2 separate regions of the Homo sapiens genome follow, and region 2 is linked to region 1. Evidence: read pairs that join two places in POLR2A ChIA-PET (ENCODE). Cell type or tissue: Panc1. All regions are shown on one strand. Links, peaks and the distances in the headings refer to the core of each region. The heading gives the core; the rest is flanking DNA. Region 1 has its middle 52 kb from the start of IQSEC1. Region 2 has its middle 140 kb from the start of IQSEC1.

Region 1 (4,391 bases), core at 194-4,193:
GTATCCAGAAAGGCAAACGACCTAGAATAGCTTAAAACAATTTAAAAAAAAGAAAAATAAATAGGAGGACTCACTCTACCTGATGTTAAGACTTAATATATAGCTACAATAATCAAGACAGTATGATATTGGCAGAGGGACAGATACATGAATCAATGGAATAGAGAACTCTGGTTTTTTTTTTTTTGTTTGTTTGTTTTTTTGTTGTTGTTGTTGAGACAGAGTTTTGCTCTTGTTGCTTAGGCTGGAGTGCAATGGTGCCATCTCGGCTCACTGCAACCTCTGCCCCCAGGGTTCAAGCGATTCTCCTGCCTCAGCCTCCCAAGTAGCTGGGATTACAGGCGCCTGCCACCACACCTGGCTAATTTTTTTTATTTTTAGTAGAGGCGGGGTTTCACCATGTTGGCCAGGCTGGTCTCGAACTCCAGACCTCAGGTGATCCACCTGCCTCGGCCTCCCAAAATGCTGGGATTACAGGCGTGAGCCACCGCCCCCAGCCGAGAACTCTGAAATAGACTTACACGTATAAGCCAAAGTGACTTTTAACAAAGATGCAAAAGCAATTTAATGGAGGAAAAATAACCTTTCAAACAATGATTCTGAAGCAATTTAGATATCCATAGGCCAAAAAAGTGAACCTCATACCTTATATAAAATTTAACTCAAAATGGATCATGGACTTAAAACTATAAAACTTTTAGGAAAAAAATAGAAAATCTTTAGGACCTAGGGCTAGGCAAAAAGGTCTTAAACTTAATACCAAGAGCATGATCTATAAAAGCAAAATGTTAGACTTCATAAAAATTGAAAACTTTTGCCCTGCAAAATACTGTTAAGGGGATGATACTCAGCATCATTGCATATTAAAGAAGTGCAAATTAAAACCAAAGTGGCATACTACTACATGCTGATTAGGATGGCTAAAATGAAAATGGCTGACCATAAAGTTCTTGTGAAAATGTGGAGAAATGGAAACTTTCATCATCTGCTGGTGGGAATGTGAAATGGTATAAACACCTTGGAAAACAGTTTAACAGTTTCTTAAAAGGTTAAATACACACCTACTATATGATTGAGCCATTGCACTCCTAGATGTTTACCTGAGACAGATGAAAGCATATGTCCACACAGAAAACTTGCACACAAACATACTTAGCAGTGTAATTCAAGATAGCCAACAGGTGAAAGTGACCAGATACCCCTCAAAGGGCTAAAGGATAAGCGAGGGGTAGGACATCCGTACAGTGGAATGCTACTTGGCAAGAGAAAGAAATGAACTTTGATATGCGCAGCAACTTTGATGGATCAAAAGTAATCATAACCAAGTGAAAGAAGCCAGATTACAAATGCACACCATATGATCCCGTTTATAAACAAGTCTAGAAATGCAAACTAATCCTTCTAGAGGCAAGAGGGAAGGATTACAAAGAGGCATGAGAGAATGTTTGAGGGCATGGATATGTTCCATCATGAGTGTGTTTCACATGTGCAAATATATGCTAAAGCTTATTAAATTGTACACTTTTAATATGTCCAGAGTATTGTGTGTCAATTTTACCTTGATAAAGCTGTTAAAAACAACAACAACAACAACAAAACCAGCTTCAGGACACAAATGAAAGTTTCCCTTTAATATTGAGAACACCAAATCTCATTTTTAATTAAGACTCATGCAGTGCAGGAGGCATCTTTTTCCTCTGGTAGTCCCAGTGAGAAAATTATCATCACCATTCCCAGGTGGCCAGGTCCCTTTTAGCAGGACCGCACTGGGAGGGGAACACCGGGCAGCCCATGGCCCTCAGCTGGCTTCGGCTCCTCCTTGTCCCGTTGTTTTTCCTGGCCAGGGCATAGGGTGGCAGAGGTGTCTGGAGTCTACATTCCTTCTGTAACAAGTGCCAGCATGAGTAGGGCCCTTATCCCCCACAAGCGGAATCCCAGTATGGTGGATGATGCTGTTATCTCATTGCACAGATGGGGAAATGAAACTAAGACCCAGAGGGCTGTCCAGGGACAAGGACACAGCTTCTAAGAGATTTGTACGGGATTCACCCTGGGCTGTGCAGCTCCAGAGTCCTTGTTCTCAAGCGCCACACTGCACTGCCAGCTCTGGCGGGCTGGTTCCCGCACCTCCAGCACTGCCCAAGCCCTGTCCTGCCACCACCGCCTGCTCCGGGACAGACCGTGAAGGAGGGAATGCCTACTCATTAGATGACTGTGATTTAAGCAACAAGGCAGAGAAAATGACCTGGGAGCAATGACAGAGAGCAGCTGGAGGGCCTCACCTGGTGGAGGTGGGGGTGGGAGGTCAGGGAAGGTTTCTCTGTGAAGGTGATGATTAAAAGGACACCTGAGGGTACGTAGACAGCCACAAAAAGAGCTGAGAAGGCACATTCCAGGCAAAGGGACTAGCAGGAGCAAAGGCCCCTAGCTGGGGGTTTGCTTGGCATGTTTAAGGATGTGGAAGACAGATGATGTTATAAGGATTCAGTAGGCAAGGGTGAGGGGTGGCAGAAACCATGCTGTAGAGTTACCCAGGGGCAGTGGGGAGCTGCGCACTGCTGCAGGCAGAAGGGTGGTGCTGTCTGAATTTTGCGTTAAAAGGTCCCTCTGGCTGCTGTGTGGACTGGAGAAGGAGGATGGAGATCCCTTAGGAGGCCTCCCTGATGCCCTGGCCAAACATGACGGTGGCCAGGCCAGGATGGTGGCACGGAGGTGGTGAGGGCGGGTGGATATGGATCGGGGACCTACCCTCACCATAATGCTGAACGACTGCTGGCAGGTGCTGTGTGGGGCTGAAGGCAGCCACTGGGAGGAGGGCATGGCCCATGACTGAGCCAGGACAGTCTGGGGGGGATCCAGGAGCTCCCATGGGACGTTTGCCCAAGAGCATCGCTGGTCTTGGGTCTGATGGGCGGGGCCCCCGAGCCAAGTACACCACGAATAATGACAGTCCCGCCAGTGCCCTTTCTTGAGCTCTTAACATGTGGCAGCCTTGCCTAGCCACCACAGCATGGATGTCTCTTCAATTTGCACTTTGCAATCCAGTGTGTGTGGAAGGGGGCAGTGCCATTAACATCCCCACATCACGGATGAACAGCTACTCTCGGTCTCTGTTTTCTGTTATCAAAGGAAGGGCTCCAAGCTCTACAGTCACTCATAGAGATCCATGGACCGCCTTGCAGAGCAGAGCCTCAGCAATCACTGGATGTGATCTTCCTTAGAGATGAAGAAACTGAGGCTGGGGAGTAGAGAGTGACTTCCCATGGTTAACATTCTAGAGTCCTCGAATTCTCTACTTTGGAGGCATAAGCAATGTTGGTGAGCTCGGTGGGGGCCCTCGTGAGCCCTAGGAAGCTGGGTCCCCCCAGCCATTACCATTTCCTAAAGCAGCCAAGGTGCAGGTGAAGGTGACTTGGGTCCTGATGCTCTGCAGTCACTGCCACTCCCCCAGCCCCTGGAAGCTGTCTGCACTCACAGCCAGTTGCAGACGAACCCGTATACCCTGATGGAAGTCTTTTCTGTGGAACGAAGCAGTTGCTAGCTCAGGGTGCAGGCCCACACCATGCCTGCCGGTTATGACAGCAGAAGGTCAGGTTGAGTTGGCAGCATCCCTTGGCCGCTGTTGTTCTCAAAGCTGTCATACCCAATGCAGAAATGAACAGGTGTGGCTGCGTTCCAATAAAACTTTATTTACAAAAGCAAGCCGCAGGCTAGATTTGGCTCGAGAGCCATGGTTTGCAGACCCCTGATCCACATATGCTAAATCCTGTCATAACCTAGAGTCTGTAATCAGTCTCGCCAGGCTCAGCTGAGCAGTGACAGGAGGCTGCAGGTCAGCGCAGGGCTCTGGGTTGGGCGGGAGCACAGCCAGGCTTCCATCCTTCCTTTCCCACCTTGCAGTGTGTTCCTGAGCAACCTGCTTCACCTCTCTGGGCCTCACTTTCCATAAGAAGGCTCAATCAAGGGGTGCAAACTCAGGGGTCTGCAGAGGACGCTTGGCCTTGTACCTGACAAAGGCTGGCTGGTGGCACTTGGGTACCTAAAGTTTCAGCCAATCATTTCCAGGGGCAATGCTGGCCAAATTTTCCAAAATGGCGAAGTCACAAGGCCACATTTGGACTTGGAGACCAAAGGAGGCCCTCCACATACACATGTAAGACCTCCCAGTCGTATGCCCACTGGCCCAGGCCAGCCTCCCCTGTAGCCACAGGCCACCGTCCCCATGGGAACCGGAAAGACCTGACTCCGCCAGCACCAGCCTTCAGTGGGGCTGTTAATGTCTTTTTATTAGAAGATGTCAGAGACAGGCTTTCCCACAGACATCATTTACAGGTTTGAAATAAATTATGAAGGGGCACAAATATTAGAAATGAATTCCCTCCCCTGGACTG
Region 2 (4,391 bases), core at 77-4,076, 91 kb before region 1:
CTGTCTGTCTTTTTCTCTCACCAGCCAGCTCATTCATGCACACACCTATGAGTCATTCATTCTACATTCCATGAGCACCTGCTGTATAGCCAGCACTGAGCCAGACCCTGGGGACTAATGGGATTAAAAAATGATCCCAACTTCAAGGATTCAGCACAGCAAGGTCCAGCCGCTCCCCACCCATGCCTTGCCCCAGGCCTCGCACACCTGGGAGCACCATAGGTGCATGTGGAAGGAAGTCAGCACACAGGAGGTGCTAGGTCACTCCTGCTCCCACCCCCGACACAGCTTTGTCAAGGTTCCCAGCCTCTGCATGTGGGAATCCTGGAATCCTAGAATGCCGGAGCTGCCAGGGGGCCTCGGAAGCCAGGGGTGCACCTGACTTTAGGTGGGGGGCTAGCATGTGATGATGGTGCTGCTTCTAGATGCTTCGGGTGCTGTGTAGAGGTCAGGTCATTACATCCCAGGTCTTTCCAGCTCTTCTGGTTCTGTATGGGACAGTGGCTCAGTTTGGTGCCAGTCTGGTGTCTGGGCCTCTTTCAGGGATCAGCTTGGGGTGAAACAGCAAGAGTCTGGAGCAAGAATGTGATGTCATTGTTTTGTGTTCCTGGTATTATTTTGAGCATTCTTTTCTATTTCAAGTAATGATAGTATTTTACATTTAAAATGTGAATATAAATAAAAGTGAATTTTCTTTTCAAAATACATTTAAGTAAAGGAGTGAGGCAATTTAAAGGAAAATACTAAGTAGTTTATAGGGACATGGCACAAAACTGGAGATGGGGCCTAGAATGAATCAAGTTGGGGAAATTTGGAGCCAGCCAGACCCAAGGCTTCTGGACCAGCTGTGGAGGTGCCTCCATTATGCTCTCTTTCTGGAGAGCAAGTCCCTCCCAGTGGTTTAAGGCAGAAGCATTGTGAAAAAAATGGTGTGAATGGAGAGAAAACTTGGTACTTCCACACAGTGGACTACTACTCAGCCCTGAAAAGGAACGATCTGCTGGTGCACCCTATGTCATGGATAAACCTCAAAAACACAATGCCAAGTGGAGGAAGCCCCGCCACCAGACTGTGGCATATGGAAGTCCTGAAAAGGCAACCCCATAGAGATAGAAGTAGATTAGTGATTGCTGGGGGCTGAAGATGGATAAGGGAATGCATTGGATGTAAATGCATGAGGGATCTCATTGGGAGAAGAAAACATTGTAAATCTAACATTATGGTGGTAATTGCACCATTCAGTGAAAGTTACAAAAGTCATTGAATTGTAAAACAAAACAAGCAAAAAAGCCTGAGTCAGGTTCACTCTGTTCAGTTGGATTTTTTTTTTAAAAGCACTAAGAATAAAATCAAAATCATCTTTTGTCATCTGTAATGGGGGAGAATGTCCTTCAGGGCTCTTCTCCATGGCAAATCCTTTGTCACCACCATTGGGCTCCTGTCATCAGCTAAGTTTTGCAGTGTGTTCACCTTGCCTGCGTCGTGATATGCTGTGTCCTATGCCATTAACTCTTCTAGGTCAGTGTGACCTAAACTCATCGGGAGAAAGCGTCCATATGTTCTGGAGTGGGCAGGGGTAAGTGAAGTTAAATGTGTGTATTCCATGTGCTAATGAATAGAATAGCATTTTGTTTCTCCACGGGGAAGAGAGTGCATCCGGGTGTTCTGTCCATCTGTCTGTCTGGACCCACTGTCCACTGCTCACCATACTCTGTGCCCTGGAGGGATGCCCTCTCTCACTGGCTTCCGCACCCTCCAGCTTTCTGGTGGGTTTACTGATGGGAGATCAGTGGGCAGGATGGAAAGAGGCTGGGATATTCATTTCTCTAGCCCCTCCTGCGGTCCCCCTGTCCCCAGCCACAGCTCCCCTCTGCAATCCCTTTGGGTTCAGGTGACTGCTCCCTCTCATCCCTTAGGTCCAGGGAGTGGACAGCTCGTCGCTCTGCTAGCCCTGGGTGTGTCTCTGGGGGGCTCCCTGCCCTCACCTGCCCTCTGTAAGCCGTCCCTTCATGTGGCTGGCTCAAGTGGCCCCTTCCGAGGGCCCCCTGTCCCCTGCTGGTAATGAGTCCTAAACATATTTGACCATGTGTTCCTCTGGGAGCTCACATGGGGCTGCTGGTGTAGGGGATGCTGGTTGGGAAATGCTGTTCTACAGCTGCGCTGTTGGCTGCCTATTTTCCCACACTGCATGGGTGCTGTTATTACATATGCAACCTCCTACCGTTGAGCAATTGGTCACTGCCAATCTTTGCATCTTTGTGCAATGACTGTGTCCTTTGGATAGATTCCTAGAATGGCCAAAGGACACGCCCACTTAAAGGCATTTCCAATAGGTGTTGGACAGAGCTCTGGAGGGCCTGCCCAGCCCCAGGAAGTGGCTCTACCCGTCTTTGAGGGCATCATCCCCTGCACATGGTGTCTGGATGTTTAGGAATCACTAAGAGAAGCAGACTTTGGCTGTGAGGGCTGAGACAGAGATTTGGTTTGGAAGCCCCGGGCCTGGTCTGCTCTGGGGCTCGGAGGATACTTGTTCTGTGAGCTCCACAGCAGATCCTGCCTGAAGGTCCCTGGCCCTTCTCAACAGGAGACGTTTGAGAAACGGGCTCTCCTCTCAGCCCAGCTGCTCCCCAGCTATATGGCATCAGCCACTGTGGAGGGGCTCTGAGCTTATGTGGGAATTGCTGATCATACCGGCCTCTCTGCCCAGCCCGTGCCAGGGGTGGAGTGCAGTGGCCATGTCGGCCTTCTCTGGGCCCCATCAACACATCCATGTGTCATCCATGCTGAGAAGATTTGGTAATGCCCTGGTGTTTTATTATCTGTGCAACTTTGCCTCCCTCGGCCCCAGGACCAAAGAGGCGTTTATCAAGCCTCTCAAATGTGCAGAGAGCTCTGTCTGGCTAATTGCAATTGTGAAGCTGTTCAGACTTAACATGGATTTTAAACGAAACTCTTGCAGTTCTTGTTCTTTGCTTTTCTGAGGGAGCCTGAGGCTGCCCTTCATGATGTCTGGCATGGCCAGAGCCTGAAGGTGGGCGCCAAAGCTCCGTGTGCTCCTGGAGCAGGTACTTTGGTTGTAGGCTGATGATCTGTGCTAATCTAGTTGGCGTGTCCTCTCGATTTCATCAGGCAGCCGTGTGGATTTCTCTGTCCTCTGGGCAAGGCCTCTGGTCAGCCATTCTGAGCCTTGGCCGCTGGTTTATTTGGAAACCTTTTCCATCCCACTGGCGGAGGCTTGGTTTGATTTTCCTCCATGCTCCTGTCTTGTGTACTGCAGGAGCCTGGCACAGGGGAGGGGTTGGTGGTAAAGAGTCACCTTCTCTTCCCTTGCCAGATGGTGCACAAGGAGCTGCATCCCCACCACCTGCCTCTCGCCTCTGCAGCCTTTGCATTCAGTAGGCACTTACTCATCCTGCCAGCCCTGAACCATGTCTGAGGGCCTAGTCTAGGTCAGGCACAGGGCTCAAGATTCTACTTATGGGTGCAGTAAATTCCACTCATCCGTTCACTCGGGTGCCTGTTCATTCGGCTAGTGCTCAGCAGAGCCCGACGTCGGTCCTGGCGCTCAGCTGCAAACACTGGGACCTGCTCTTGCTCTTTACACAGAAAGAGAAGTTCCAGAATGCCAGGTGCCGCACACCATCTGGAAGGTCAGAAAACCAGCTGCATGGTCAGGCATGGTGCCCAGCTGAGACCTCAACACCGCTCCCTGGAGACCGTGCTCCACCGGACACCAGCTCGTGTGCCACAGTGGCCCCTTGATGGCACCGTGGCCCTGCTCTTGCCAGGGTGGATTCCTGGAGGTGCCCCCTCCTCACCTCACAGGCTTCTGCTAGGATTCCTGCCCTGGTTCGTCCACCTGGCAGTGAGAGGCCCCAGGCTGCACCCACGTGCAATGGAGGCCATGAAAGGGAGTTTCCCATTTGTTTCTTGGAGGAAGGAGGGCTACGAGGAGGGACATGTCCCAGATTCAAGGCAGGGGGCCACGGCCAGAGTTCTGGCTCGAGCTTGCTGCAGCCCTGCCGTGTGCCTGCCTGTGCTGGCTGTGGGACGGGGTGAGGAGTCGGCCTGGGCAGCTCCTGGACAAGGGTGTTGGGAGCAGCAGATGTGGTGTTCCGGGTCCTCTGCAGAAGGCTGATGTTAATGACTCAGACAGGGTTAGTCTCACCCGGCCAGGGCAGGTTGGCTCTCAAAGGCTTAGAAGCCCCTGCAGTGCGACTAGAAGGGTAAGAGAGGGGTTCGTCGCGTTAAGGGTTGGGACCCTTTGGCAGGAGGGGAGAATGACACTGGAGCAGAGAGACCAGTATAGCAAAGGCCAGGAGGGGCTGGGCCGTGTGGACAGAGCACAGTGGACAGGGACACAGGGGACAGGCCTATCAGAGGAAGGAGCC

Evidence for each region. ChIA-PET counts read pairs that join two places held together with the same protein. Peaks named below come from ENCODE experiments on the same cell type or tissue, not always from the same donor. Only the 100,000 strongest peaks of a DNase experiment are listed, where the experiment ranks them.
Region 2: POLR2A ChIA-PET joins it to region 1 with 6 read pairs; 2 of 35 experiments call an interaction of 5 or more read pairs at or near these places.

The regions. Positions count from the first base shown.
Region 1 is chr3:13,123,239-13,127,629 of GRCh38, reverse strand. It overlaps a transcript of IQSEC1 not described here. Among named protein-coding and RNA genes, the nearest start is that of IQSEC1, 52 kb to the right of the region's middle. In Panc1, for the core only: no CTCF peak of the experiment used is centred there; no DNase peak of the experiment used is centred there.
Region 2 is chr3:13,214,034-13,218,424 of GRCh38, reverse strand. It overlaps a transcript of IQSEC1 not described here. Among named protein-coding and RNA genes, the nearest start is that of IQSEC1, 140 kb to the right of the region's middle. In Panc1, for the core only: no CTCF peak of the experiment used is centred there; a DNase peak (open chromatin) is centred at 2,272; H3K27ac peaks cover 357 bases.